Linked DNA regions of Homo sapiens: all the other regions are linked to region 3. Evidence: read pairs that join two places in POLR2A ChIA-PET (ENCODE). Cell type or tissue: OCI-LY7. All regions are shown on one strand. Each heading gives the region's core, and the rest is flanking DNA. Links, peaks and the distances in the headings are about the cores only. Region 1 overlaps INPP5D (inositol polyphosphate-5-phosphatase D). Region 2 overlaps INPP5D (inositol polyphosphate-5-phosphatase D). Region 3 has its middle 29 kb from the start of ATG16L1.

Region 1 (10,230 bases), core at 3,003-8,002, 150 kb before region 3:
TTCTGCCTCCCCAGTTCAAGTGATTCTTCTGCCTCAGTCTCCCGAGTAGCTGGGATTACAGGCTCCCGCCACCATGCCCAGCTAATTTTTGTATTTTTTAGTAGAGACGGGGTCTCACCATATTGGCCAGGCTGCTTTCAAACTCCTGACCTTGTGGTCCGCTCGCCTCGGCCTCCCAAAGTGCTGGGATTACAGGCGTGAGCCACCGCGCCCGGCCAGGATCCAGCAGTTTATTTAATTCCACTGGGCCCTGGTTCCCCTTTCGAAAACCAGTGCTAAGAATACCTATGTGGTAATGTTGTGGGGCAGATTGGATGGAAAATATGTATCATGTTTTTAGCACAGTACTTGGTAAAAACAAATGAAGCAGTTATGGGTTTTTTACTTTTGTTTTTGTTTGTTTGTTTTACATTGAACCATTTAATCTCTCTGGAATTAATTTAACAAATGATGCAGGATACAGATTTAGGCTGGGCACAGTGGCTCACACCTGTAATTGCAGCACTTTGGGAGGCCGAGGCGGCCGGATCACCAGAGGTCAGGAGATCAAGACCATCCTGGCTAACATAGTGAAATCCTGTCTCTACTAAAGATACAAAAAAAATAAAAATAAAAATTAGCTTGCCGTGGTGGTGTGTGCCTATAGTTCCAGCTACCTGGGAGGCTGAGGTGGGAGAATTGTTAGAACCCAGGAGGCAGAGGTTGCAGTGAGCCAAGATTGTGCCTCTCTACACTCCAGCTTGGGCCACAGAGTGAGTCTCTGCCTCAAAAAAAGGAAAAAAAAAAAGATTTATGTGTATTTTTCTCAGCTAATCATCTTTCCCAAAACCTCTTACTGAATAACATTCCTTTACCCTTTGGGGTTCCTCTTTTATCATATTTTAAGTCATATATCTTTCTTTGTGTTTGTACTCTGTTCCATGTATATCTGCTTTTCTTTCCCCAATATCATAACAATTATACCACCTAATTTTATAAAATATTTTATTTTAGGTGATTTTCATATCTATTCTTCCAGGTGAACCAGCTAATAATATTGCCAAGTTGGAGAAAACTACTATTGGGACTTTGATTGGAATTGTACAAAATCCATAATATAGCTGGTATAAATTGACATTTTGGTAATATTCAGTCTTAACAAATATGGTTGTCCCTGTTATTTTAAATTTTGTAATTTTCTTCATATAGATCCTGCATATTTATTGTTATAATTTCTTCTGATTATCTTATACTCTTATTACTATTGTGAATACATTTTCCCCTACATTTCATTATAACTGATAACATACAGGGAAGTTTTAGATTTTATAAATCCATCTTTTATTCTGTCACTTTACTCACTCCTCATTATTTCAAATTGTTTTTTGGTTGCTTCTCTGGGATTTTCTTGTTTGACTCTCATGTTTGACTCTCGTGTCATCTACAAATTACCATTGTTTTGTGGTGTACTTTCCAAATACTTATGACACTTATTCAGATTTCATAACTTATTGCATGGGCCAGTATTTCTAAAACACTACAGTGGGGAATATTGGAAAAAGAAAACATCCACCTCAAGGAGACATACTGTGAGAATCGCTATGGACCACCTGGGAAGGGCATGGGATAGCCTCTGTCACCTAGTTACCACTTGATAAAAGGTAATTGTTGCTGTTTGTCATGTCCAAGAAGAAGCAGTCTTCTTCTAGTTTTAGAAAGAGTTCTGAAGGACTGAGTATTTAATTTTTATCAAATGCCTTTTTAATATCTATTGTGATGATTATATTATACCCCTTATTTCATTTACTGGTAAAATAATTTTATATATTTATATTTGGTTTATATATGTGAAACCATTTTGCATGATTACAATGAACTATTCTTGATACAATACTTTTTTATTGTACTCTGAAACTTATTTAGGGTTTTTATATATGTATTCATAGTTGAGGTTGATTTACCTGATTTTGGTTATGTTATGGTTTTAAGTCATGTATATTTTACAAAATATTCTGGAGGCATTTATGTAGCATAATTATTATCTGATTTTTGAAATACTTAAAAAAAGTTGGTAAAGCCACTTCTTCTCAATGCCATTTATACAGATAATTCTTTAATATTTACTTCAATTTATTCTTTAGTGTTGAATTGGTCTTGTTTTCTATTTCCTCCCATGTCACTTCTGTTAAGTTATACGTAATTTTCAGAGAACAATCTATTTGTTGAGATTTTCAAAATTTCTGGCAAACAATCATGCATAGTTTTGTATAACTGTAAGTTTTCTCTTTTATTGTGGCTGTCTTCATTTTCTCATTTCTAACTGTTTGTGGTGCCCAGGGTCCTGGCAGGAAATAGATGGCATGTTCAACAGGAGTGATAAAGACAGGAATGGCAAGGCAGCCAGTGGCTGGCACCCTCAGGATCCATTCCCACCCCTGAACTGAAGAGGCAGTGGCCAGAGCTGTGTCACCAGAACCTGGCAGGGCTGCAGCTAGGAGACTCCAGAGGTGGAGTTCTGTCCCTGCAAATCTGCAGCAGGCAGGGTGGGGTCAGTGGAACAAATCAGCCCATCCCCCCTTCACTCACCCTGCTGGTGCCTCGCTTCAGCCAAACCTGGGTAAAGCAGCCCCCGGAGATTTGCTGGCTGCACAGGGCAGGTGGAAAAGGGTAGAGAGTGGGTCTCGCTGGGGGAGGGGAGGCAGGGAGAGGCTGTCCAGCTCACTCGCATTTGTTTCTTTCCTTGATTCTGTTTGTCACAGGTTTGTCCATTTAATCTCCTACTTTTCAAGTGACAGGCTCTTAGGTTGGTTAATCTCTTCTGCTTTTTGTTTTTATATTCTAAAAAATGATCTCTGGACCGGACACAGTGGCTCACGCCTGTAATCCCAGCACTTTGGGAGGCTGAAGCAGGCGGATCACCTGAGGTCAGGAGTTCAAGACCAGCCTGGCCAACATGGTGAAACCCCATCTCTACTAAAAGTACAAACATTAGCCGAACATGGTGGCGGGTGCCTGTAATCCCAGCTACTCCGGAGGCTGAGACAGGAGAACAGCTTGAACCTGGGAGGCAGAGGTTGCAGTGAGCCGAGATCGAGCCATTGCACTCCAGCCTGGGCGACAAGAGCGAAACTCAATCTCAAAAAAAAAAAAAAAAAAAAAAAAAATCTCTGTCTTTTCAGGAAGCCCTGTTGCATCTGTAGGACTGAGATCAGCTTCTGTATTTCTCTTCTTCCCTCTCTTTTTTAAATCTTTGTCTTTTCCTCTAGTACCACTTTCTTGAGTGTGTCTTTTTCCTCGTTCACTTTCTCCAATCCATAGCTGCTATTTCCTGCCTCTGTCGTGTGTTAAATTCTGACTCTAAACGTCCCGGCTGTCCCTAATGGTCAGTTTCCTTTATCTCAGTTTGCTCATTTTTCACAATCAATCCCTCCAATTTCTGATATGCAGTGGTCTCTCGAATCTTCCTGAGTTCACAAATCAGACTTGTCCAGAATTTATTTTTATCAGTGATTCTATTTAAGATGGAAGTAACTCCCTGGAGTCCTTAGGAAAATGCCCTTTTCTGGATGGTGACATGTTTTCATAGGTCAGGTGATTTTTCTTTTCTGACAAAGAACTGTCGAGAACAATTGGATCAGATTTGTTCAGAGATGGGAGTGGGTTAAAACGACTGGCACTGGATGGGAGATGACAATTCAAGATCCAGCCGGTGGTGGGGCCAGAGATGAGGGTGTGGTGAGACACACAGAGGATGGGCTCCCTCCAAGGGTTGAGAGGGGGCGCCTCATACCTGGGTCTTGTCTTTGAGTAGCTGTCAGACGAGGAATAGCCCGCTGGACCCTCAAGCTGTTGTGGGGGTGCTCAGCCAGCTCCCAATAATACTCGGCCAGCCTCACCTCCATCTCTCACCTCCTGGCCAGCTGAGCCACCTGTTAATGCTTTCTCCCTTCTGGAGGGGTCCATGTTAGCAAGAAATGGCCTCTTTTCATTCATCAACTTTAGCTTTCTCTCTGGCTGTGATTCTTCAAGGTTTGGAGTGGCGAATGGTGAACAGTTTGTTTCCCAAGGTTGCCACACATTTTCTTGTCCTTCTACATTGGTGCAAATAGTTTTTTTTGTGTTTTTTTTTTGAACGCAGGGTTTCCAGCCCCCGTTCTCCTACCCCATCTTGTCCAGAAATCTGCAGAAACACAAGTCTTAAGAAAATGCAAAAACACAGACAAAAACATTAGAAATTAGAAATGATACGTAACAAGAGTCACAAAAGGATTTAAAAGCAATTACAGGAGCAGATCAGCAAAGCAAGATAGGAACACAAAGAGGTTCTTGAATTTTATAGTTGGATTCTCTGTCTCTCTGTGGGTCTGTCCATGGTGAAGATGTTCCTGGGTCTGGCTGTCAGTGTTCATTTGGCTAGGAATGGCCACACAGAAATGCTAAGATTTATCTGAAAGAATCAAACACGATGATGTTTCTTCCTACTTCCACGGGCTTGTCCTCCCATATTAGAGTAGAACTTCTCGTACTACATCAGGGTTGACCTGGTCCAGAAATGCTCTTCTACTGAGAAGCACCTTCCTGCCTCTTCTTTGCCTCCACACTCAGCACAGGGTGGGCACCTGTCATCACCCAGCACCTGTGGGAGTCACATGGGAAATTTGCTGTAAGCCCCCCTTCATTTGGGAATGGAACAAATCTCATTTGTTAGCAGAAGGAAGTACTGTTGGGCCCAGTGCTATCCTAACCCAGATCTCCAATGGGAATAATCCTGATCTGATTACTCTGAAAGGTCATCCAGTCACTGGGAGGAGTCTCAGCTGAGAGCCAGTGTTAGCGTAACAAGGTGTTACCAAATCACCACAAAGAGCTGGGGAAGGGCTGGGCGGGACCCACTGCCCCTAAAGAGCAGTGAGCATGTTTTCCAGGTTATGTTCCAGGGCAGCAATTGCCAAACACTATTTAGTTGTAGAATCTTTGCTTTAAACATTTTGCATGCAAGATATTGTGTGTGTGTGTGTGCATGTGTACATACACACATGCATGCATGCATGTTACATGTATACACATGTATGCATATGTTGTGTGTGCACATGTATATGTGTGTGTGTGTGTGTGTATATAGGACCAGAGTGAAGTACAAACTGCTGGTGGGGTGGCAGGCCAAGTGAGCACCTTCCTCCACCGCTTGGCAGAGCCTCCACACCCGTGGAATACAGTTTGGTACTACTGCTCACCCAACGACTTGTGTGTGGCGGGGCTGATGGGGTGTGTGTGGGGTGGTGCTGTATGTTTTCCCTTGAAGGTTGAAACTGATTCAGCCCTGGGGGTCAGAATGTCCAGCCCTGTGCATTGGCTATGCAGGGTCATTAACATCTGCTGAGATGTTACTGTCTAAGGGGGAAGTATCTTCTTCCTGTTATACTAGCTTTTGAATTCTGATCTGTTTTGGTAACATGGAGCTGTTTCTTTGTTTCAGTGTTTCTAGAACATCTTTGAAAAAGCCATAAAGGTTTGTCTGCCACACTTGATTGAACCAAAAAGCCTTTCCTGTTCTGTGCGCCTGCCTCTGACTCTCCCTTCGTGATTATGTTCTTTCTCTCTGTCTACAGGCTGATGTTTGGGCTGGCTGGAGCTCTTCCACAAGTCAGCTGCCCTCAGCCAAATAAGAGGCTGTTCTCACCCCTCACCTCATTTGCATACCTACAGGAGGAAGTGCCAAGGGAAGAGAGCATTGAAAAATAAGAGCACAGCAGAGTTGAGCTATCTCCACATTTGTCTGGCAGGCTCTGCAAAGGGGATTGAGGCCAGTGGTTCTCTGTGTCCCAGAGGTGTCCCTGGGAGATGTAGTGTCACTGGACTAGAGATTCATCCTTGCTATCTCTGATGCAAGACGATTGTATCAATTCAGGCTCTGGAGGTAGGACAGGGAGCAGAAGGATGGGGACTAAAGCCATGGAAGAAAGACAGAAAAATCACCTTTTCTATGTGAAGTGAAGAGACATGTGGAAGTGAAATTACTCAAAATTCTTTTTAAGTACCCATGATGCAAAAGCCATAAAATAAAATATTGTAAAATTAGCCACATAAAATTGTAAAACATCTACACAGCTTTAAAAACAACCTGTTAAAAATAACTCCAAAATATATTGTAGCATATATCAGAGTCTTATTCATAACTAAGCAAAAAATGATACCAAAATAAGCGAGTCAAAGACACAAAAGGGAATTCACAGAAAAAGAAATACAGATAACTAAACATGGGAACATGCTGAAGGACTTTTCTCATAAAGAAAGGCAAATTAAAGCAAGTTATCATTCTCACCTCTCAGATTTGCAAAGATTAAAAGGTCTGATAACAGCCAGTTGGCAGGGTGTGGGGAAATAGACACATTCATATCCGGTTAGTAGGAGAAAAAAAAGGCCACAACTTCATTGGAAGACAGTTGGTACAGTTGGTAGTCTCTATCAAAATAGCAAATCTCCAGGTCATTTAGCCAGCTGTCACCTTCTAGTGATTTACCTACAATCACTAATAAACGTCAACACGTGTACAGCACATGGTGAAACATGATGAAAATAGTAATAAACCATCTCTCACTTGGCTTGAGAAGACCTCTATGATCTTTTTTGGTGAAAAAAACAAATTTCAGAAAACGGTATACATAGTATGATATTATTGGCATCTAAAAAGATATGCATATATAATCTTGTGGGTATGTTTAAAATTTCTGAACTTACTTACAAACAGGAATAGGAAATCTAAGAAGAGGGGCTCATGGGAGTGGGGAAGGAGATGTTTATTTTTTATTTTATATCTTTCTGTATGGATTTCATTTTTTAAAGTTAGTATATATTTTAAAAAATCTAGTTAAACAGGGTCAAGTGCAGTGGCTCATGCCTGTAATCCCAGCACTTTGGGAGGCCGAGGTGGGTGGATCACCTGAGGTCAGGAGTCGAGACCAGCCTGACCAATATGGAGAAACCCCATCTCTACTAAAAATACAAAATTAGCTGGGTGTGGTGGCACATGCCTGTAATCCCAGCTACTTGAGAGGCTGAGGCAGGATAATTGCTTGAACCTGGGAGGCAGAGTTTGCGGTGAGCCAAGATTGCGTGCCATTGCACTCCAGCCTGGGCAACAAGAGCAAAACTCTGTCTCAAAAAAAAAAAAAAAAAAAAAAAAACTCTCTCTACTAAAAATACAAAAATTAGCCAAGTGTGATGGCAGGAGCTTGTAATCCCAGTTACTTGAGAGGCTGAGGCAGGAGAATTGCTTGAACCTGGGAGGCAGAGGTTGCAGTGAGCCGAGATCGTGCCACTGCACTCCAGCCTGAGTGACAGAGTGAGACTCCGTCTCAAAAAAAAAAAAAAAAAATCTAGTTAAACAAAACATACCAATAACATATGTAAATGCTCAGTGGAGTGCCTGTACCTGAGGGGGTGAGTGTGTGGAGCTTCTACACTGAGGCACTGGCTTCATTACAGAGGCTGGTCCTGTCTACAGGGCTCTACGGGCCAGGTGAGCCTTCCGGGCTCAGGAGAATCTTAAGTAGCAAAATGGGGCAAGATTATGGTGGGTGAGAACAGACCAGCAGCTTTAAGTAAGAGCCTAAGATCCAAATAGCTTTCCCTCGATCTCCTGACAGCCTTCTGGCCTCAGCAGCCGATGGATTCCATGGGTGTTAGCTGCTGCCAGGGTTTCAGCAGGCTGAGGGCCACCGCAGTGTGCCCCTCTCCCAAGGTGCTAGCACTTGACAGCCCCCTTTTCCTCTCACAGGTTTTAGGAAAGTGAAAAGTACCTTCTCCTCCTCACATTAGAGATGACTGTGCCAAAGGAAGGTAGAGCTTCTAGAAAGAGAAGAGAATCTGGGATTCCTAGGACCTTCTTGTTAGAAACAACCCCAAGACTTGCTCTCCAGCTGCTGGGGCAAATCCAGGTCTCGGCAAGGCTGGTGGCCAACCCCTGGGAGATAATCCACGGGGCATAGTGTCCAAGAGGATGAAGCCATTTGGGGGTGGCAGGGAGCTCAGCGGGAACGAGGTGCTGAGTGATCCCTGCCCCTGACAGGTGGCCCCTCTGTGGCTGGGCCTGGCTTTCCATTCACCATGGGCCGCTCTGCTTGGGCCCACTGGAGTCGTGTTTCTTCTTCAAACACCCCCTCTTTTTTGTTGTTTTTTTGTTTTGTTTTGTTTTGTTTTGAGACGGAGTCTCACTCTGTCGCCAGGCTGGAGTGAAGTGGCACATTCTCGGCTCACTGCAACCTCCGCCTCCTGGGTTCAAGTGATTCTTTTGCCTCAGCCTCCCAAGTAGCTGGGACTACAGGTGTGCGCCACCACGCCCAGCTAATTTTTGTATTTTTAGTAGAGATGGGATTTCACCATGTTGGCCAGGATGGTCTCAATCTCTTGACCTTGTGATCCACCCATCTCAGCCTCCCAAAGTGCTGGGATTACAGGCGTGAGCCACCGTGCCTGGCCTGCAAGCACCCACTCTTGCTCTATCTTCTTGGCAGCCGAGAGGTTAAGAAAGCCCCTCCATGTGGCAGACTCCTTTAGATCAGATCCTTTAGCTGCCGGGTCCCCACCTAAATGACCCCCCCCAACCTTTTCCTGGTGCTCCCTGAGTGCAGAAGCAGTGGGGGAATAAGAGTGCCTCAGCCCACGATTGCTGGACGTCAGGACTCACCTCCATCTTAAGAGAACGGTCAGCTCCGAAATTCGGAGACTTTGTGTCCAGATTCCTCAAGCTGTGTCAGGAAGTCTTGTCTTTTCAGTTAAGAGGAAACCGGGTCTTCCTGCATGGGTTCTAATAAAGTCTTTGATCTATTTCAGGTATCGGAATTGCGTTTACACTTACAGAATTCTGCCCAATGAAGATGATAAATTCACTGTTCAGGTGAGTCCTTTATAAACCTAGAAATCTGAACCTGACTTCAGCCGATACTGGCAGAGAAAGGGTGTAAACGATGAGGAAGGAAGTGCACGCGCAGGTAGCCGGACGTGAAGGCCTGGCTGAGCCTGGCTTCCTCCCAGGTGTCCATGGGGTGGCTTAGCTGGTAAACTGGGGCCCTCCAAGTGACCCTGCTCTGTGACATGACGGAGTTGCATGCCACAGGCTATTTGTGGTCCATAGGTGTGAAGAGGAAACGAAGGTGAAGCAGACTGTCCAGAGATGAAGGGAAAGGAGGGGCTGTGGCTTGGCCGACTGTTGTCTTCAGTCTCTCAAAGGAGAGAGAGGAAGTGGCTCAGGAGGGAGAGAAGGGAGGTGAACTTACAGGAGAACAGACCGTGTTTTCTGAGGGGCTGCGAGACTAGCACAAAACAGTGCCTTTCCATTTGTAGAACTCTGTTCTGTCCGAGGCTGGTGCTCACTGCATCTGATTTCACCAAGCAAAGTCAAAATGTGCAAAACTTGCAGTTCATTTTTTAATATTTTTTATTTTTGAGACAGAGTTTCACTCTTGTCACCCAGGCTGGAGTGCAGTGGCGCCATGTCGGCTCCCTGCAACCTCCACCTCCCAGGTTCAAGTGATTCCCCTGCCTCAGTCTCCCTAGTAGCTGGGATTATAGGTGCCCGCCACCATGCCCGGCTGATTTTTGTATTTTTGGTACAGATGGGGTTTCTCCATGTTGGCCAGGCTGGTCTTAAACTCCTGACAGCGAATGATCTGCCCACCTCGGCCTCCCAAAGTTCTGGGATTATAGGCATGAGCCACCCCGCCAGGCTGCAGTTAAATTTAAAAACAAAAATCAGCTGCACCCGTCCAAGCCCGGGAAGGCCACCCTAAGCACGGTTTACTAAAGCCTTTGTTTCGCCACAAAATGTGACAACTGAGTGTGTGGAAGCCAGGAAAGCTATTGTTATCTGGCTACATGAAGAGCACATGGAGGTGGCAAGAAGGAAGGAGACAAAGTTTCCACATCCCGGGTGTGTGTGTGTGTGTGTGTGTGTGCACGTGACAGAGAGAGAGAGAGAGAGATGCTCAGTTCTCAGGGACTAGAGTAAGAGGCACAGCAGTGCATCCACGTCCCAAGCAGAGTAGCCGGGGTCGACAAAGGTTTGGATATCATGTCATGGAAGAGCAATGACGGCGTTGGAGGAGTTTGTTTGAAAAGAAAGTGGAAGTGGGAGGGGAGAGGCAGGGTACACTCTTCAGTTTCAAAGCTTGAAGGGAATGATTCATTTTGTGCTAACTAGGATGCAGTAGTAGACAGGGAGCTGGACTCAAGGTGTGGGGAGACCACAGGCAA
Region 2 (10,230 bases), core at 2,089-7,088, 120 kb before region 3:
TCCAGCCTGGGTGACAGAGCGAGATCCCATCTCAAAAGAAATGACACTGAGCCTATTTTCATATATGCATTCACCATTTGTGTTTCTTTTCCTGTCAATTGCCTATTTATATTCTTTTTCCATTTTTTCCTTTTTAAAAATATTTCCGATTTTAAAAACCCTTTATATGTTTTGTATATTAATTTTGGGGGTAAGTTATATGAAAATATTTTCTCCAGCCTGCAATGTTTTTAAACATTGTTTATGGTGCGTTTTGTCATGTGGAAGTTTAAAACCATTAGGTAGTCAAATGTTTTCATTTACGGATTCTGAGTTTTGTGAATCACCCATCCCAATATTATTTATTTAGGGAAAATGCTATTTTCTTCTAACAATTTTTAATGTGTTTTTATGTTTAGCTCTTTATTTATTTTTATGTTTGGTATAAAATAGGGACTATAACTTCACCGTCCAAATGGATAGCCAACACCGTATTAAATAGCCCATCCTTTTCCCATTGATTCACAATGCCATTATATCATGTGCTAATTTCCCCCATAGTCCTAATCTGATTTGAAACGCCTCCTCCTGTTCCATTGATAGATTAATCTACTCTTGACCCAGCTGCATAGGTTTAATCGAGGTGGCTTTCTTGTGTGTTTCCTTATCTGGCAGACTAAGTTCCCATTTATTATTCTCATTAGTCCTTGCTTGCCATGCATTTTCTTTTCCAGGTGATTTTTAAAATCAGCTTGTCAAGTTCTCTGAAAAAATCCCAGTTAGAATTTTGTGCAATTACATGTAATTAATAGGTTAATTTATAAATAACTTATGTTCTTATAACATCAAGTCCTTCAATTTGAGATCATGGTTTCTCTCTCCATTTATTCAGCTTTTCTTTTATATCTTTTTTCTGCTTTCTCCATATAGTTCTTAAACCTGCTCTGTTACTGAGTGTGATGTAGCTTTAATTACCTTTGCAAACAGAATCTTCCTTTTCCATCATGACATTTTCTGGTTAGGTTTTGTGGGTATCTAGGAAAGTGATAGTTTCGGTAGGGTACTCTTAAATATCTGTCTGAATTCTCTTATTCATTTTAATAGTTTCTGAATTTATTCTTTTGGCTTCCCTAGGTAAATGATCTTGTTTTGTGCAAATAATGGCAGACAGTCTGTTCCTTCCAATGCAACTCATTTAGGGACAGGGGAGTTGTTCTGATCTGTTTTGTGCTGGCTGGGACCCGCCGTGCAATGCTGCAGATCAGTGGCATGGTGCTTTTGGTTGTCTCATTTCTTTTTTTTTTTTTGAGACAGAGTCTCACTCTGTCGCCTAGGCTGGAGTGCAGTGGCGCGATCTCGGTCACTGCAACCTGCACCTCCCAGGTTCGAGCAATTCTCCCACCTCAGCCTCCTGAGTAGCTGGGATGACAGGCATGCGCCACCATGCCTGGCTAAATTTTGTATTTTAAGTAGATTTAAAATACAGGGTTTCACCATGTTGGCCAGGCTGATTTCGAACTCGTGACCTTAAGTGATCCACCTGCCTCAGCCTCCCAAAGTGCTGGGATCACAGGGATGAGCCACTGCACCCGGCCTTGGTTGTCTCACTTCCGATTTCCAAGGATGTTTCTGCTCCAGGAGGAGGATGCAAGTCAAAGACAAGGAGTGCAACAGGAGTGCTGGGAGATGGGCACTCACCGAATGGTGCCCAAATGGGACCAGCACCGTGGATAGGAGCTGGAAAACTTAGCCAGTGGTGAGCCACAGGGTCTTCTGAGCCAGCTCAACCCACTGCGAGGCTCCTCTTTGGTGAGACGTGGTGCTGGAGGCGTGGTCAGGGCCAGACACCAGGAAACTCTCAGGCCACAACCTGTATATCTCTAGATAGTTCTGGTCTTCTTTAACGTGTTCCTTGAATAGAGCAGAAATCGGCCTCCTATAAAATCCACTCCTGGATCCCGGTTCTCCCCTCAGGAGATACATGGAAGCCTCAACTGTTTGAAAAACCAGGCAGGTCTCTCTTGAGGTTTCTTCAGGCCAAACCCTCTGGGTTACTTCAGCCATTCCGCACGCCCCTCTTAACCCCAGGCCATCCCAGATCCACCTCCCATGACACACTCAACCTGGTGCCTGTCCTTCCTAATGGGGGTCTCAGAACCCAAGGCCTGCAGAGTGGACTGACCCTCCCACCGGGCGCCCCTCCACGAGTGCAGTCTCACAGACAGTGGCACCAGGGGGCGCCCATTCAGCGATCCAGCTTCACAATGTATTTGCCATCGACTAAAATGCCATCGTCTTTTTCACATGTGCTCCTGCTAAGCTAGATTTGGAACTTTATTTTTATTTATTTATTTATTTATTTATTTATTTTTGAGACAGAGTCTCACTCTGTCGTCCAGGCTGGAGGGCAGTGGTGCGATCTTGGCTCACTGCAACGTCCGCCTCCTTGTTCAAGCAATTCTTCTGCCTCAGCCTCCGGAGTAGTTGGGATTATAAGTGTGCGTCACCATGTCTGGCTAATTTTTGTATTTATAGTAGAGGCGAGGTTTTGCTATGTTGGCCAGGCTGGTCTCGAACTCCTGACCTCAGGTGATTCACCCACCTTGGCCTCCCAAAGTGCTGGGATCACACGTGTGAGCCACCGTGCCCAGCCGAGACTTGGAACTTTAGATTGTTTTGTCCTAAACTTCCCATGGCTACACCAGCCCGTTACTCCAGACCATTGAGGTCAGCTTCATCCTGGCTCTAGCACCTGGCATGTGTGCCATCCTCCTAGCTGGATGGCAGCCCCACATTGGAAGGCCTGCCTCCTGGATCCTTATCTGAATTGCTGATGTGAATGAAAGGAGGAACCAACAGCACAGACGCCTATGTCTGGACTGACACTGGTGTGGCCTCAGCCAGGCCCATCTCTCTCCCTGTGCTCTTCAACAACAACAAAATCACAAATGAACCCCATAAAATGCTTTATGGAAACCTATAGATATCAGATTAAAGATCACAATCTGGTGGCCCCTATGTTGGATTTAGTGTTCTGTTCACCCAACCCATATTTTTAAAAATTATGAACCAGTTACAAGCATTTTTAAAAATTCAGAGATTTCTACATAATAATCTGGATTTTCAGCTTTCCTTGAAAAATCTGAAGATCTGATACCCTTGATTATTCCACAGTGATGTAGCTGGGGTGGGGCGTGTATTAGTCTGTTTTCACGCAGCTGATAAAGACATACCTAAGACTGGGCAACTTACAAAAGAAAGAGGTTTAATGGACTCACAGTTCCACGTGGCTGGGGAGGCCTTACAATCATGGCGGAAGGTGAAGGGCACATCTCATGTGGCAGACAAGAGAAGAATGAGCTTGTGCAGTCAAACTCCCATTTCTAAAGCCATCAGATCTCATGAGACCCATTCACTATCACGAGAACAGAGCCGCCATAATTCAATCACCTCCCACCGGGTTCCTCCCACGACACGTGGGAATTGTGGGAGTTACAATTCAAGATGAGATTTGGGTGGGGACACAGTCAAACCATATCAGAGTGGAAGCATTCCCTTTCAATGGGGCAGTTCTCTTTGATGTGTCACCATCCCCACCTCGCCCTGTCGCCTCACTCGCAGCCTGTTCCACTCATTTACATCACCCGCCTGACTGCTGTAGGCCACTGAGCTATGATATTCATCAGACGCAACTAATTACCCAACTTGTGAGGCCAGCAACCACACACTGGTAAACAGGTTTAGTTGACTTGGTGTGTTCCCAGTGACCTCCTGCTGGTTCCCAGGCCCAGCACCTGCTTTGCCTCTCCTCACAGATCATGCTGTTAGTAATCTCATCTAGCCTCTTGCCTGGGGTGGACGTCAAGCTCACTACACTGTAAACTCCAAAACAGCCCACGTTACTCCCGGTGACAATCAGAATTCCCCCTGGCCTGCCCTCAGGTGTCCTGGCTCTCTCCTCTCAGCATCCCCCATGGACTCATGGGCACCCCCGGTTGAGCTCGCTCACCCAGAGCTCTCTCTCTTCCCTGGGATGAGGCTTGGTTCTACGGAAGCTGGGGTCGTCACAGCCTGTTTTCTGCCTTGGGGTTTGGTCCCAGTTCCTCAGAGCAGTGACTTTCAGTTCCTTTGCAGGTGTGACCTGTCTGCTCCTGTTAGAGCCTCCTTTCCCCAGAGGGCAGGGTGGGCCCCACTGGGGAGCTGGAGGGCTCACTTTTGTCACTGCACTTGCCACCCAGAACACTGTTACTGTCCCTTTCTGGCATTTCTTGGTTTCAGACAATCTCACCTACCCCTCAAAGAAGGCGGAAGCTTCCTGTCGTGGTCTGGCCCTTTGCCATCTTTCAGTGTTCCTCACTGAACGGTAATCCCCTCCGTGTGCCCCCAACGAGTCATTCACCATCTTGTGCTAACTGCATTTCTTCCTGATCCAAACTTGCTTTCTGGAGATGGGGGCCATGCAGAAGGGAAGGCGGGTGTATCAGGAGGTCTGGTCTCTGGGGACTGAAGGGATGATTTTGCCAAAAGGGTCAATGTCACTGGACCACATGCCATGGTAAACCTTGGACAACCAGTTCTCCAGGGAAGAAAACAAGCCCGTGATTTGTAGTGTTTGCCTATTTCTACCGTGGAGACACTCTAACCACAGCTCCCACCAGAGTGGCTGCATTCACAACCAGCTCTTGGGGTTCCTGGAAAACTGGGATTTGAGCCTGTAGGAGCCAGTGCCAGCACCCCATGGGCATGTGTGTTATCAGCTCACATCTGCCAAGTCCTGGCGAGGTCTGCCTGCCTCTAGGACTGTAGACGTCTTTATTAGAGACTCCTGTCACACCTGTTAGGAGTCAGACAGATTAATAATCACTTCTTTTTATTTAGAGCTCTTTTAATCCCCAAACTCTTATTTATAAGTTATTTTATAAATTAATAATGATATATCATATATTATATTATAATTAATAATGACATATATGTCATATAACATTATTAAAATCAATTAATTATTAAATAATTATAATATATAATTATATATTATATTATTATTAAATATATAACATATAATAGATATTATATATTACATATTATATAAGTAGTAATTGCATATTATATAAATAATATATATTATATATAATATAAATATATTTATTTATTATAAATTATATTTATTTATATTATATTTATAATTACATTATATTATATTAACTTATTTATAAGTTAATCAGTTTTACCTCTTCCTTGTGATCAGGTTTGGGAAGGATGTTTTTTCTACCTGCCTGGTCTGCTTCCTTGACTGTGTGATCAGGGTCAAACTGCCCATTCTTCTGAGCTTCAGTTTATTTATCTGAGAAATGGGAGTTGCTGGTCCATTAGCACAGTTAGCAGAGCAGGTGCTGCATGATGACCGTGGCTCTCACTGACTGGGAGCCACGCCCCGGGCTCTGTTAGTTCGTTAAACCACTTGGGCAAGTAGGTCTTGAAATCTTCATTCACGGCCAAGGAAACTGGTTTGGTCTCAGAGAGTTAGATACTGTACTCTAGATCGCACAACCAGTTGGTCGTGGAGCTAAGATTGACATTCGTAGCTGACATGGTGTTTTAAAACTTAGTCACAAACATTAAAAAATCGGAGATTTCATCTAGGAATCTGGACTTTTACCTTCTGAAAAATTTAAAATTCTAGCACCCAAGGCCTGTGTTACCCCATGATGCTGTAACTGGAGCTAACTGGAAGCTGCTGCCTTTGAAGGGGTGTTTCCCCCATGGGCCCCAGTCCCCGCCTCTCCCTAGTGTCCCACACCTCGCCTGCTTCACTCACACCAAGTTTCACATTTCGTGATTTTCCCCATGGGCCAGAATGAGAGGAAGAAACTGAGGCACAGAATGTTTTGGCAATTAATTCAGCTCAAATCAGAGAAGCCACAGCAGAGCTAAGAACCGGTCTTTCATAGTCAGGCTATGTGATCAAAACCACAGCGCCTCGGTGGCTCACGCCTGTAATCCCAGCACTTTGAGAGGCCGAGGCGGGCAGATCACAAGGTCAGGAGATCGAGACCATCCTGGCTAACACAGTGAAACCCCGTCTCTACTAAAAATGCAAAAAAAATTAGCTGGACGTGGTGGCGGGCGCCTGTAGTCCCAGCTACTCGGGAGGCTGAGGCAGGAGAATGGCATGAACCCGGGAAGCGGAGCTTGCAGTGAGCCCAGATCACGCCACTGCACTCCAGCCTGGGCGACAGAGCAAGACTCCGTCTCAAAAAAAAAAAAAAACAACCAAAAAACCACAGCGCCTTCTCACTACAAAGCCATGACTTTACAAACTGTTTTAATCCCTTCTGTCCCCATATTGCACTTTGTATAACACTCCCCTTCCTAGGAAACCATTTGAATGGGTGTCTTTTTATTTGAATATGTTCTTACAAAACACTATTGTTGTCTTGGGTGCATGCATTTTAAATTGACTGAAGTCATATCATAGCTTTCATTCTGTGTTCCCCCTTTTCACCAAAGGATCTTCCATGCTGCTGCGTGCACAGCAAGCTCTTGCTTCTGGCTGCTGCAAAACACCCCATGTATGCCTTGACCACACTACTTGTCCACTGTCCCAGTGATGGGCATCCAGGTTCCCTGCAAATCTCTGCTGCACAAAGAATGACAACCCATATAGGTGGGTTGTCAAAGTGAGCCCTGGGGTATATGCCCAGGAGTGAAGTTGCTGGGTCATAGCATATGCTCATATTTAATTTGCCTAAATTGTACCTGATTATTCTCCACAATGGCTGTCCTGGTCTATGTTCCTGGGTTTCTCTATCCAGCACAGATGTTGAGAGAGACGGGAGGGCTTTGCACCAGTAACTAGGCCCTTGGAATGGAGCTCAAGGCAGGCTTGCCTCATGTCAAAGGCACCAGAACACACAGGCAGAGAGATTGGAGAACGGCAATCTTTCAGAGTCCAGGAGCGTAGAACTTAGAGGAAGGAACCTGAGATCTGGGTTCAAGTCCTGCCTCTGCCACTTCCAGGGCAAGTCACTTGGCCCTTCTGTATCCTGGCTGCCTGCCGAGGGGGTGATCTGCCCAGTGCTAGGGTGTTCTCTCAGAAAAGTAGTTCTTTTTTTTTTTTTTTTTTTTTGGAGACAGAGACTTGCTGTGTTGCCCAGGCTGGAGTGTGGTGGCATGATCTCGGCTCACTGCAACCTCTACCTCCCAGGTTCAAGCAATTCTCCTGCCTCAGCCTCCCGAGTAGCTGGGATTACAGGCATGTACCACCATGCCTGGCTTATTTTTGTGTTTTTAGTAGAGATGGGGTTTCACCATGTTGGCCAGGCTGGTCTCGAACTCCTGACCTCAAATGATCCACCTGCCTCCGCCTCCCAAAGTGCTGGGATTACTGGTGTGAGCCACTGTGCCCTGCCTTTTTTTTTTTTTTTTTTTTTTGAGACATAGTCTTGCTCTGTCGCCCAGGCTGGAGTGTAGTGGTGTAATCTTGGCTCACTGCAACCTCTGCCTCCCAGGTTCAAGTGATTCTCCTGCCTCAGCCTCTCAAGTAGCTGGGATTACAGGTGCGCACCACCACACCTGGCTAATTTTTGTATTTTTAGTAGAGATGGGATTTCACCATGTTGGCCAGGCTGGTCTTGAACTCTTAACCTCAAGTGATCTGCCTGCCTTGCCCCATTTCTTTATCTGTAAAATAGGAAGACTAACAGAAACTTAAGTGAAGCTGTTTGAGTACTCAAAAAATATTCATCCTTTTCTTCATTCATTTCCAACACTGAGGTAAATGCACAATGCATTTCATCTTCAATGCTGAGGCTTCTTTGCATGCTCGGTCACACTTAGGGCACCCTGGTATCCCCTCTAGCTGGTTCAGGGACTCACGGGACAGAGGCCCTGCTAAAGAGCAGGATTTGGGACTGATCAGGGCAAACAGAAGGTGAGGTCGGAAGTGTGCTGAAGCCATGGGGGGTAGGCTCAGGGAGGGATGGTCGTGGTCCTCATGGGCCATGGTTGGGGAGGAAGAGGAAGAGGAAGCTAAGGTTTTCATGTCTGATCAGCTCTTCTATAAAGTTGGGGGGTCCAAATTCTTTCCCAGTGCTGAGAGGCTTGAGTTGAGGACTTGACGGTGAATCGTTTGGTCAGCTGTTGAGGACAGGCTTGAGATGGACAAGTGCAAGGATTGATTTTGAGAGCTGACCGCCATAGGTCAGGTTCTTCCAGAAGCAGATCCTAGGCCTTGGTACCAGTAATTCATGAAAGAAGGGCTCCCAGGAGAAACCAGTAAGGGAGTGGGGGACAAAGGACAGGGAAGAGGGGGAAACCAGGTGTGGTTTCAGGTGAAGTCTCACCTCTGGCCTGATCTCACAGGAGCTGTGGAGTATAAATTGCACCTCCAAATTTGTCCCACAGGGAGGCAAGAAACTGGGCTTTTGCACATGTACTCCAGGCCCCCATTGGCTGTCTTGGGTAGGGATAGGGAATGTGGACCTCCCGGGTTTCTCCTGGATTTCCCCATAGGTGAGGTGGTTCCAGTGCCCAAGGGCAGTCGTCTGAGGCACCAGGCTTAGGTCTTTGGCAGCAAAGCAACAGAGCCCCCAGAAGTGGGGATGGGAGCAGGGGGGCGGTCAGTGGGTCCCAGGGAACTGGGTAGGACAGCAGCTGCGCTCTCTGTAAGAACCTGGCTATGGTTGGAAACCGTCATTTCTATCTACACCTGTGCTTTGCCAGTGCCGCTCCCTTCGCCCGCCAGGGTGCTCCCTGTCTCTTTGCCCCACCACCTCCTATTCACCTGAAGTAGGAGCATCTCAGCTGCAGAGTAGCTTCTTTGGTGAATCCTTCCCTGATCCACCAGGCTGAGTCTCCCGGAGCACCCTCCCAAGCTACTGTCCTCTCTTCACAAGCCTCTGCACCTGGTCATATTTTCTTAGTTGTTTATGGTTCTGTGTCTTGCTCCTTTGCTGGACTGTGGGCAGGGCCTGGGTCTGTGTTGGTCCCTGATGCCGGGGGCTGAGCCGGGGGGAAGAGAGCCAGAGGGGAAGGGAAGGGTAAGAGGGTAGTGACCGCAAGCGGGCCGCCTGCTGGCTGCTGCACCACCAGCTCTGCTTTCCTTCAGCCCTGCCCAGGGCAGCAGGTGATCGTGGGGCGGATCTTGACGAGTAGCTTCGAGGACAGGGGCCACAGGAGGACAGGCTGCCAGCAAGTGGAGGGTGCCAGGGAGAGAGTGGCTCTGGGGGGCCACAGTGGGGTTCTGGCTTGTTGGAGAGATGGTGGGGTCCAAAGAGGCCCGAAGGCCTGCACAGGGGATGAGATGAAGGGACAGTGGCCACTGGGAGGTCAGAGAGCAGTCGCTATGGGAATGAGCATGTGGAACTTGACGATTTGTCCCTATTGGCAGATACTGATGATAAAACAAGTTGTGTGACATTGGACAAGTTGCCTTATCTCTCGCAGCCTCAGCTTCCCCATGGGTTAATGAAGATAAGTATGTCATGAAGTTTCAATAAGAGGAAGACCCCGGGGGAAAGTTTATTTTTCCCACCACACTTGTATCTGTCAGTGTTTGCTGCATAACAAACAGCCTCAAATCTCAATACTTAATGACAGCAAACATTGACTTTCCACTCCTGGGTCTGCAGGTCTGCTGTGGTTGGCTAATCTAGTTGGGCTGTCTTGGACTCAGCTGAACCAGGCTGGACTCCAGGTTTCTAATCATGTCCAGGTCTGTGCCTAACATCCTCATTCCTGGGCCAGGCTGAAGGGCTGGAGTTTTCCTGGCCATCCTTTCTTATGGCAGATTGCAGGGGCCCAGGAGGGCGAGTAGAAACTCAATGTGCCCTTAAAGCCCTCAGCTCAGAACTGGTGCTTTTGCCCACATTGCACTGGCTTGGCCAGAGTCATGTGGCCAAGCCCAACATCAGTGGGGCAGAGACACAGATTCATCACGCTCTAGTGCAAGGTGCTACAAGGACGTGGCTGCAAAGCCCTGCAGCAGGGAAGGGCCCTTCTGCCACAGCACCCCTCCTCCTCCTCTGGGCTTCTCCAGTGCACCTAAGCTCTTGGAGAAAGTGCAGAAACCTTTCCCATAGTGAACTGAAAAGCTCACTGTGATGCCAGGTATGAGGCACAGTTTCTAGCTGTCAGCTGTGACTCTAGTGATCAAGGACGCATCCTGTCCTGGATTCTTAATTGTGGACCTGAGTTTCCCAGATGAGGGTTCCACCATCCAAATACCCAGAGCACCTGCTGATGGAGAGCATT
Region 3 (10,230 bases), core at 2,812-7,811:
AAGATGGGCTAGTGGGGGATGCACCGGACTTTATAGTCAGGCTTGAGGAGGCAGTTCCTGATTTACACAGGGCTCACAGATTGGTTCCATCAGGTATGACGTTTACATAGCAAGGGGAACGCTGGTTGCCCCACCCTAATCTTATTATGCAATGAACTTTCCCTTTGGCTGGCGGCCATCTTGTCTGCTCCTTACTGTACACGTGGCTGACAGAGATAAGGGAAGATGGAGCTGCCATCTTGAACATGATTGGCACAACAGCTGGTGTCTATGTCTGCAGCTTGATTTTACAGGCTGCTTTTTGTTAGAAAGGAAAATAATTTGGGGTTGCTCTTCATTAAAAGGACAACCTTACCGGGGACTTCCGTATCCCCACTATCTGCCTAAGTGTCAGGGCTCAGAGCCCAAGCTAAGCCATCATACCCCCAGTGACCTGTGCCATCTAGGCTCACTGCAAACTCCACCTCCCGGGTTCATGCCATTCTCCTGCCTCAGCCTCCTATCTTTTTCCTCTTGGAAGTCCCATCTCTCTCACTAGAGAGAGAGCTGTTTTTCTTTCTCTTTCTGTCTCTCTTTTATCTATTAAACCTCCGCTCCTAAACTCCTTGTGTGTGTCCATGTCCTAAATTTTCCTGGCAAGACAGTGAACCCCAGGTATTTACCCCAGACAATATAGCTGCTTCAGAACGTTCTATGGGCAGGGAGCCACTGTGGCCACCTGGGCTTACCCTGCAGGCACTGTTGGGAACACATGCCTGTGTCACCCCATGCAAAGAGGAGCAAGCAGGATCCAGGCATGGTAGCTCACGCCCGTAATCCCAGCAATTTGGGAGGGTGAGGTAGGAGGATCCTGTGAGGCCAAGAGTTCAAGACCAGCTTGGGCAACATAGTGAAACCCCGTCTCTACAAAAAAACAAAGAAAAAAACTAGCTGGGTGTGGTGGCGTGTACCTGTAATCCCAGCCACTTGGGAAGCTGAGGAAGGAGGATCTCTTGAGCCCAGGAGTTCAAGCTTGTAGTGAGACATTATTGTGCCACTGTACTCCAGCCTGGGTGACAAAGGGAGACCTGTCTCTAAAAAACCCAAAGAGGAGCAAGTTGGGTGCTACCAGGCCAACTCTGAGTCACAGTGAAGGGCTGCCTCTGGGAGGGGCGTTAACACCTTAGCTCTTCTGGCCTATGCAGCAAAGCCAACTCCCAAGGCCAGAGAGCCTTCAGGCAGGTGAGAGCAGACTGCTGCGCATGACATGGGTCACAACACCCGACAGAGTTCTACTGCCCGGCCATCCTGCAGGCCCCTGGCCTCTCTGATGCCTACTCTGTGCCTTTGGGTTGACATTCCTGGGTGCTCGGCGAGTCATTGCTGAAGAGGGACACCTCACTTGGGGGAGTTCTGTAATGTGGGATGGTCCAGTGTCAAAGAATGAGGAGAAAACATTCCAGACAGAAGGAGATGTGTAGGCCTGGAGAAACAGCTTGGTGTGTTCAAGAAACGGGAAAGAACTGGTGTGCTGGAGTGTGGTGGAATGCAGTCAAGGCCAAAGCTTGTACTGTTCTCCACACAACAGCCAGTAAGTCAAGAGACAAGGTATGGGGGCAAGGAAGAAGACTCTATTTTAGAAAGCCAGCAAAACAGAGAAGATAATGGACTAATGCCCTAAAGAACCATCTTGGGCCAGGCATAGTGGCTCATGCCTGTAATCCCAGCAATTTGGGAGGCTGAGGTGGGCAGATTACTGGAGGTTGGGAGTTCAAGACAAGCCTGGCCAACATGGTGAAACTCTGTCTCTACTAAAAATACAAAAATTAGCCGGGCGTGGTGGCACACGCCTGTAACCCCAGCTACTCGGGAGGCTGAGGCACGAGAATTGCTTGAACCTAGGAGGTGGAAGTTGCAGTGAGCCAAGATCATGCCACTGCCCTCCAGCTTGGGCAACAGAGGTAGACTCTGTCTCAAAGAAAAAAAAAAAAAAAGAAAGTAACATCTATAGCGAATATGAATTTCAGAATCCTTTTATATTAGGGAAAAAGGGGAGAGGGAGGGGTTGAGATCAAAAGGTGATCTATGACTACAGACAACTGAGTGGCAGCAAGGGTAAACTTCTTTGTCCCTGGTCAGGTCACAGTGCTCTTATACATTTTTAACATAATATTGTTACTTGTGTACACACCCTCCTTATCTCTTTGGGGGCTAGTTTTGGGAAGTGGCTCTTATCATCCTTGCTTTAAGGTTAAACTCTAAATTTCTCCCATAGTTAGCTTGGCCTATATGCAGAGATACCATAGCAGTAGGGGTGAGGGGTTAGCAGCAAAATAGAGTTACATGTACACTGTTACATGAATGAGAGTGAGTAGGGTGAAGTTAGAGCAGTAGGGGGCCAGGGGTGGTGGGGTGGGGGCACGGGGCAGACACATTCACAGGCTCCTCAGTAGGACAGACACTCTGTCTTGAGCCCAAATGGAGAGTCACACAATCCATGAAGTGGTAGGTGAGCCCGAGAGGAGTCCATGAGCCAGAGTTGATCTGCTTGATGATGTCTCTTGTGCATGGTGGCTGCACCTGACAGCAATAACTGAAGCATACCGTGAGAACAACCCTGCATGGCAGACACACCTGAATGTGTGTTTGGAGTTTCCAGCATGGCCAATCTGAAGATTCATTCCTTAACTCTGAGGAACATCTGAGCCCCCAGCACATCCTGTGGAATGTGGTCCATAGAGAGCATGAAGGCCCTTTGTTTTGGGTTAAAGGAAGGTTGCCAGGTAGAAGTTGCTAAGTGAAGGTGTTCTATAAACTGCATGCTTTTTGCAAGTGGTGGCAGTTCTCCTGTCTGCCTGCTGCCACTCTGTCTTGAGCCCAAATGGACCATCCCTGTATGTAAGTTCCCAGTAAATCCTATGTCCCATTTGCTGGCACTGCATCTCTTCTTCAGACTCTTGAACCTGGTACCATCCCTATTGAAGGTAATAGGGATGCGGCACCGCACTTCGATAGCTGAAGGAAGAGGGAGGGTATTTGTGAGAGGCTATGTTGGGTAACAAAAGAAAAGGAGAGGCCACCGAGGCCCATGGCAAGGCATGGCCTCTCCACTCTGTCCCCAGGTGCTTGGCACAGAACAAGAGCCTGGCAAACACTCCCCCAGGGCCCCATGGGAAGAGGGGCTGCTGCAGCTTCTGGGATGAACTTTGCCAGACACAAGCAGGAGCACAAGCAATAATACTTCAGGGCCCAACTGTCAAAGATTTAGCAAATAGAAATTTAAGATGCCTTGCTTCTTGATGAGATGAATAGTAAAACAAATTTTAAAAATAAAAAATAAAATATCAGATGCCTCGTTAAGTTTGAATTTCAAAGCAACAATAATTTTTAGTGTAAGTATAGTCCCAAATATTATATCTAAAATATACTAAGAAAATTCAAGGTTTGTATCTGAAATTCAAATTTGACGGGACTTCCTGTATTTTATCTGGCAACCCTAGCCCTGCTCTATCTATCTAAGGATGTAGAAAAAGGCTCCATTCCCTGTTGGAGGGCTGCTGCATTAGTCAGGGTTCTCTAGAGGAAAAGACCTAATAGGACAGATGTATATATGAAGGGGAGTTTATTAGGGAGAGCTGACTCACAAGATCACAAGGTGAAGTCCCACGATAAGCCGTCTGCAAGTGGAGAAACAAGGAAGCCAGTCCAAGTCCCAAAACTTGAAAAGTAGGGAAGCCAACAGTGCAGCCTTCAGTCTGTGGCTGAAGGCCCAAGAGCCCCTGGCAAACCACTGGTGTATGTCCAAGAGTCCAAAGGCTAAAGAATGTGGAGTCTGATGTTGGAGGGCAGGAAGCATCCAGCATGGGAGAAAGATGAAGACTGGAAGACTCAGCAAGTCCCCTTCTCCCATCTCCTCTGCCTGCTTTATTCTAGCTGTACTGGCAGTTGATTAAATTGGTGCCCACCCACAGTGAGTGTGGGTCTACCTCTTCAGTCCACTGACTCAAATGCTAATCTCCTTTGGCAGCACCCTCACAGACACATCCAGGAACAATACTTTGCATCCTTCAATCTAATCAAGTTGACACAGCTGAAATGAGCCACTACCACTCAGGATCTATAAGATACAAGCCTGAGGCAAGCAAGGAGCAATGACAGTAAACAGCACAGACTGCAGACAGGGCTGCAAGTACTGACTTCACATCAACGAGAACCCAGTGGAAGCTGAGAGAGTGCCCATTTTTAGCACAAAATTTTTAAACCTAGATGAAAACTTAGAGAAGTAAATAATTCCTGCCAAAGTCTCACCTATAAGTTATCTGAAGTTAGTTATCTATTAACTTTGTGACTGGACAAATTATTTAACATCTTAGAGAAGACAGAATTTGCGATTTGTGTTGATCCAGATTAATTGCCCTTAATAAGTCAATAATGTTCAGAAGAATGCAATAGAATTCTGAAAATCCATAATCTTTCTTAATGTCCAAACACCATTCAAAATTGTTTCATAACAAGAATCCACAAAACGTGACCCATCTCAAGAGAAAAAACAAACAGCCATGATCAACCCCATTCCAGATGCTGGAATTAGCAAAGATGTTGAAGCAGCTACTATAACTATACTCAGGGGCATAAAAGAAAATACTCTTTTTTTTTTTTTGAGACGGAGTCTCGCTCTGTCACCCAGGCTGGAGTGCAGTGGCGCAATCTTGGCTCACTGCAAGCTCCGCCTCTCGGGTTCACGCCATTCTCCTGTCTCAGCTTTCCCAATAGCTGGGACTACAGGCGCCCACCATCACGCCCGGCTAATTTTTTGTATTTTTAGTAGAGACGGAGTTTCACCGTGGTCTCGATCTCCTGACCTCATGATCCGCCTGCCTCGACCTCCCAAAGTGCTGGGATTACAGGCGTGAGCCACCGCACCCTGCCAAGAAAATAGTCTTGAAACAAGCAAAATGATATAAATCTCAAGAGAGAAATAGACATTTTAAAAAGTCAACCCAGAATTCTAGTACCAGTGATGATCTCCTTAAGAATGAAGTGAAAACATCTTCAGATTAAAGAAAACTGACAGAATTTGTTGCTATCAGATCTACTATAAACAATCCTAAAGGAATTTCTTCAGGCTGATAGGATATGATAATAGGGGAAAACTCAGATCTTCAGGAAGGAATGGAAAGGATTGAAAATGGTAAATACATGGGTAAATATAAAAGACTTTTTATCTTAATTTTCTTAATTTCTTTAAAATATAACTGTGTGAAGAAATGATTATAACATTTTCTTATAGAGTTTAGAATGATACCAATGTAATACTTACGACAATTGAAGCGGGGAGACTGGTAAATGGAGCTATACGATTGCAAGATTTACACGTATTTTTTGTTGTTTTTTTGTTTTTTTGTTTTTGAGATGGAGTCTTGCTCTGTCGCCCAGGCTCCTGGAGTGCAGTGGCACGATCTTGGCTCACTGCAACCTCCACCTCCCTGGTTCAAGTGATTCTCCTGCCTCAGCCTCCCCAGTAGCTGGGACTACAGCCATGCATCACCATGCCCAGCTAATTTTTGTATTTCTAGTAGAGATGGGGTTTCACCATGTTGGCCAGGCTGATCTCGAACTCCTGACCTCAAGTGATCCTCCCGCCTCAGCCTCCCAAAATGCTAGGATTATAAGTGTGAGCCACCGTGCCCAGCCAAGATTTATACATTTTACATAAAATGGTACAATATTAACTCTAAATAGACTGATATATATATTTAAATCTCTAGAGCAACCACTCAAAGGGGATTTTGGGGGGAGCTATGCGTCTTTCAGTAGCTTCTAGTTTCACATCCGTATTTCTAGTCTGACCGTTTTCTGTCCCATGCTAGACCCTGCCCTGATTCCTTTACTCCCTAAAATACCACCAACGAAAGGCTATGTGTAAGGCAGACTTCACTGAAAGTGGGGGGCAATGGATGATTCATCACAGACCACACAGTCAACAACGTACAAACAACAATTAGAAATCTTTTTCTTTTCCTTTTTTTTTTAAGAGACAGAGTCAGCTGTGTGCCGTGGCTCACACCTGTAATCCCAGCACTTTGGGAGGCCAAAGCAGGCATATCAATTGAGCCCAGGAGTTCAAGAGAAGCCTGGGCAACATGGCAAAACCCTGTCTCTACAAAAACCACACAAAAAAAATTAGCTGAGCATGGTGGCACGTGCTTGTTGTTCCAGCTACTCAGGAGGCTGAGCTGGGAGGATCACCTGAGCCCAGGGAGGTCGAGGTTGCAGTGAGCTATGATCACACCACTGCCCCCAGTCTGGATGGCAGTGAGACCCTGTCTCAAAGCAAATAATAATAATAATAATAAAGACAGGGTCTCACTGTCACTCAGGCTGGAGGGTAGTTGTGCGATCATAGCTCACTGCAGCCTCAAACTCCTGGGGTCAAATGATTCTTCTCCCTCAGCCTCCCAAGTAGCAAGGACTACAGGCATGCTACCATACCCAGCTAAAGAAATCTTTGTTTTTAGAATTCTTCAGTCACCGGGCCATCAGAAATTTCTCTCTGATCTACTTTATTTGAGCTCCCCCGCTACCTTGCCCCTTGCATTTGCCCCTCTCTCTTAAGAACTTTCCACAATCTTCTTACCTGTCCTCTTGAGCAACATGACTTTCTGTCTATTCAAAGCCCATCCTGGCCATGCTTTGGTGCTGGGGAGGTGCCACTGCTTTACAACAGCCATGGCCCTTAAGATGCTCTGCTGTAAAAAGACAGTTTTCTCTCTGAAAAATTCCACTACCAGCTTTCAAACCCATTTTTCTTTCCTCCTACATAGATATACCACCAAGCTATCTCTGTCTCCCTTCTCTATTAAACAGAGCAAATGAGCTCAGATCCAAACTTGTCCACTCATCCAAGCCAAACAAGAGCCTTGGAGGCATCCAAACCCACCCTCAATGGCTACTGTCATACAAGTGTGCCTCCTGGAGTCCCACACCCCACCTCAAGTGGCTTATGTGTTCACCCAAAATATATATTTATTAAGCATCTCCTACACAGTGCTTGTCATAATATTATATATATAACTCTCCCTAAGAAGGATTTTTTTTTTTTTTTGAGACAGAGTCTCACTCTGTTGCTCAGGCTGGAGGGCAGTGGCGTGATCACAGCTCACTACAGTCTCATCTTCTGGGCTCAAGTGATCCTCCCACTTTAGCCTCCCAAGTAGCTGGGACTACAGACTCACGCCAACACACTTGGCTGAGTTTTTTGTAGTTTTCGTAGAGACAGGGTCTTGCTATGTTGCCCAGGTTTGTCTTGAACTCCTGACCTCAAGCAATCTGCCCGTCTTGGCCTCTCAAAGTACTGGGATTACAGGAATGAGCCACTGCGCTTGGCTGTTTTTATTTTTATTTTTAAACGTTAGACTAAGATGGATTTTTCTGAAAGCCACTAAGAGGACAAAAAATACCATTTCCAAATCATCTCCTTGTCACTGATTAACACCGGGCCCCTTTAAGGCTAGTTTAAGAAACCCAAGCTGATTGTAAAAGCTTTGTGCCAGTCACCTATTGCTGCATAACAAACAGCTCCAAAACTTAAAACAATGACAACACTTACTTTGCTCACAAATCTGTAACTTGGGCAGGGCTTGTTGGGGACAGCTTGTATCAGCTGCACTCAGCATCACTGGGTGTGCTTGAAAGTTGGGGGCTGGAACCATCTGAAGCTTCATTCACTCCCAAGTCTGGTGGTTAATGATGGCGTCATTGGGGACCTCAGTTGAGCTGGGCTGTGCCTGGAGCACCAATGACATTGATGTATGGTTTTCCTGGATGACTCTCTGGCTTCTTCACAACACCCTTGGCTGGGTTCTAAGAGCCAGGGGGGAGAGAGAGAGAGAGAGAAAAATGAGAGAGAGAGAGAGACAGAGAGATAGAAAGAGAAATGAGAGAGAGAGAGAGAGAGAGAAATGAGAGAGAGAGAGAGAGAGAGACAGAGAGAGATAGAGAGACAGAGAAATGAGAGAGAGAGAGAATGAGAAAATGAGAGAGTGCACCAGCTGGAAGCCATATCACCTCTTATGACCTAGCCTCTGAAGTTGTGCTGAATCATTTCTGCTGCTTTCTACTTGAAGCAAGCCCACATTCAAGGGTGAGGGAATTAGACTCCACCTTTTGATGGGTGAAATGTCGAAGACCTTGCAGGTATGTTTTAAAATCCCACAGCCTTAAAGAGAAATGTTGATCATAACGGAAGGTTTTCCTGATGGGCAGTAATGAGAGGAAAATCATACTGTACAATCTAGAGAAAGCTTCTCTAAAATCCTCATTACCCACTTTTCTCCCAAAGGACTTCAGGGCAGCCCAGGCACCCCACTCTCCTCTCTGCACCCCTTCTCCCTCACTTTCCTTTCTGGTCTAGTTCACACCCTCCCAGGTTTATAAAGTGACATTGAGACTCATACGTTTTTTCTTTTCTCCATGGTCCCTGTCCATTGATTCCCTCAAATGAACCAACAAGGCCTCTCCTCCTTAGGAAGGTGGGAGAAGGTAGGTTCCCATGCTAACGTTTTTCATGTGTGTGTGTGTCTGTATGCGTGTGTATACACATAAACACATCTATGTGTTTGAAAATAAACCCAATCATTTTAACTTAGTAATTATATTTGCAAATTAACCCCATAATTTGAATAGACTAGATATTTTTATATGCACATAACCTATGAATATAAAGAGATGTGCCTAAATGTACAGGAAACAGGGCACCCTTAAGAGAGACCTTAATGAAGAGTCCATTTACAGAGGTACAGGCAGAGTTAAGAGAAGTAGCAGGGATGTGGAGGCGGTCAGGGACTAGCAACAGCAGGAAGCCACCACCTTCCTTAGATCTGAAGGGGGGTGGGTATGGCATTACCTGAGGTGGTGGTAGCCGGACCCCAGGAGACTGACCCCTGCTAGAAGCTGCTGTCAGAAAAGAAACCAAGAACAACTGAGAGGTTAGAAAGTTGTAGATTAAAGTTACTTTGACCTCTCTTTTCTCCTGCCTTTTTGTCCCCTGCTGATTCTTCCCTTTGGTCAAACCCAACCAGAATCCAGAGGGCAGGTGGTGGTATTGCCCTCCAGGGCTCAGCCTCCAGCCCAGAGCACAGTGAGAAGAACAGACAATGGACAGGGAGGAAGAGGGGCAAATGGAGAGTACCCAGCACAACTTGTTTAAAAATGAATAAGATCATCTTTTGATGGCAACTCTTTCTTCTTTGTTTTCTTTTTTTTTGAGACAGAGTTTCACTCTCATTGGCCAGGCTGGAGTGCAATGGCGTGATCTCAGCTCACTGCAACATCCACCTCCCAGGTTCAAATGATTCTCCTGTCTCAGCCTCCTGAGTAGCTAGGATTATAGGTGCGTACCACCTCACCCAGCTAATTTTTGTATTTTTAGTAGAGACGAGGTTTCACCATGTTGCTCAGGCTGGTCTCAAACTCCTGACCTCAGGTGATCCACCCGCCTCAGCCTCCCAAAGTGCTGCGATTACAGGCGTGAACCCCTGCGCCCAGCCAGCTCTTTCAAACTGTTACATACACTGGGAGTAAAAGATGGTGGGGGGCCGCATGCCCAAACAATGAAGAAAAATAGTGACAGCAATTGGCATGACAGTCCAATTCTTAATTGCATGAGCTAATGAAGTGGAATTCCTGGCATGACTTACCCCAAAGTAATTTATATTTGGCTTGGAAAACAGAATGGTTTTTATAACAGATTTTTCTAATTATGTTTTACTTATGTTAATATGAGGGTTTGACTCCCCAAGTAAATACCACCTGCTCACAAAGCAGGATGGCTCAGAAGTGCACTGAGCACCAGGTGGAAGCCAGGCTGGGATTTCACAATTTGCTGCAGACGATGCAAAAGTATCTGGAAGTTTTTGCTTTTGATGTGTGGGGGCTGCTCTCTCCAACTCATTTGTAAAAGCATTAAGGGCAGCTACTGTATCTCATGCTTCCTCTCGATTCCTCAAAGATAATAATACTCAAACTTTGCTATGCATAAAAATCACCTGGGGAACTTGTTAAAATGCAAACTCCTGGGCCCTGCCAGGATGATTGATTCTGTTGGTCTGGGTGATGCCTAGGAATCTGAATTTCAGCAAGCACTCCAGGTCCTTCTCATGCTGGTGTTTGGGCCATCACATTTGGAGAAACACCACTGAAAACATTAGACACATGGATTCATACTCAAAGGAGGCAAAGTGCTGTAACAGA

What was found. Peaks named below come from ENCODE experiments on the same cell type or tissue, not always from the same donor. Only the 100,000 strongest peaks of a DNase experiment are listed, where the experiment ranks them.
Region 1: POLR2A ChIA-PET joins it to region 3 with 5 read pairs; 6 of 35 experiments call an interaction of 5 or more read pairs at or near these places.
Region 2: POLR2A ChIA-PET joins it to region 3 with 9 read pairs; 4 of 35 experiments call an interaction of 5 or more read pairs at or near these places.

What each region holds. Positions count from the first base shown.
Region 1 is chr2:233,070,524-233,080,753 of GRCh38, forward strand. INPP5D (inositol polyphosphate-5-phosphatase D) reads left to right here. Exons shown (of 27, transcript NM_001017915.3): 2 at 8,812-8,875. Among named protein-coding and RNA genes, the nearest start is that of INPP5D, 15 kb to the left of the region's middle. RefSeq lists an enhancer at 2,762-3,467. In OCI-LY7, for the core only: a CTCF peak has its summit at 3,750; DNase peaks (open chromatin) are centred at 3,738, 5,638, 6,468 and 7,458; H3K4me3 peaks cover 4,294 bases; H3K27ac peaks cover 5,000 bases.
Region 2 is chr2:233,096,619-233,106,848 of GRCh38, forward strand. The region is part of intron 2 of INPP5D (inositol polyphosphate-5-phosphatase D); the gene reads left to right. Among named protein-coding and RNA genes, the nearest start is that of INPP5D, 41 kb to the left of the region's middle. In OCI-LY7, for the core only: CTCF peaks have their summits at 2,182 (motif pointing right) and 2,382; DNase peaks (open chromatin) are centred at 2,213, 3,733, 4,183 and 5,413; H3K4me3 peaks cover 2,322 bases; H3K27ac peaks cover 3,430 bases.
Region 3 is chr2:233,217,881-233,228,110 of GRCh38, forward strand. No RefSeq gene overlaps it. Among named protein-coding and RNA genes, the nearest start is that of ATG16L1, 29 kb to the right of the region's middle. RefSeq lists a silencer at 5,418-5,569. In OCI-LY7, for the core only: no CTCF peak of the experiment used is centred there; a DNase peak (open chromatin) is centred at 5,801; H3K4me3 peaks cover 390 bases; H3K27ac peaks cover 2,582 bases.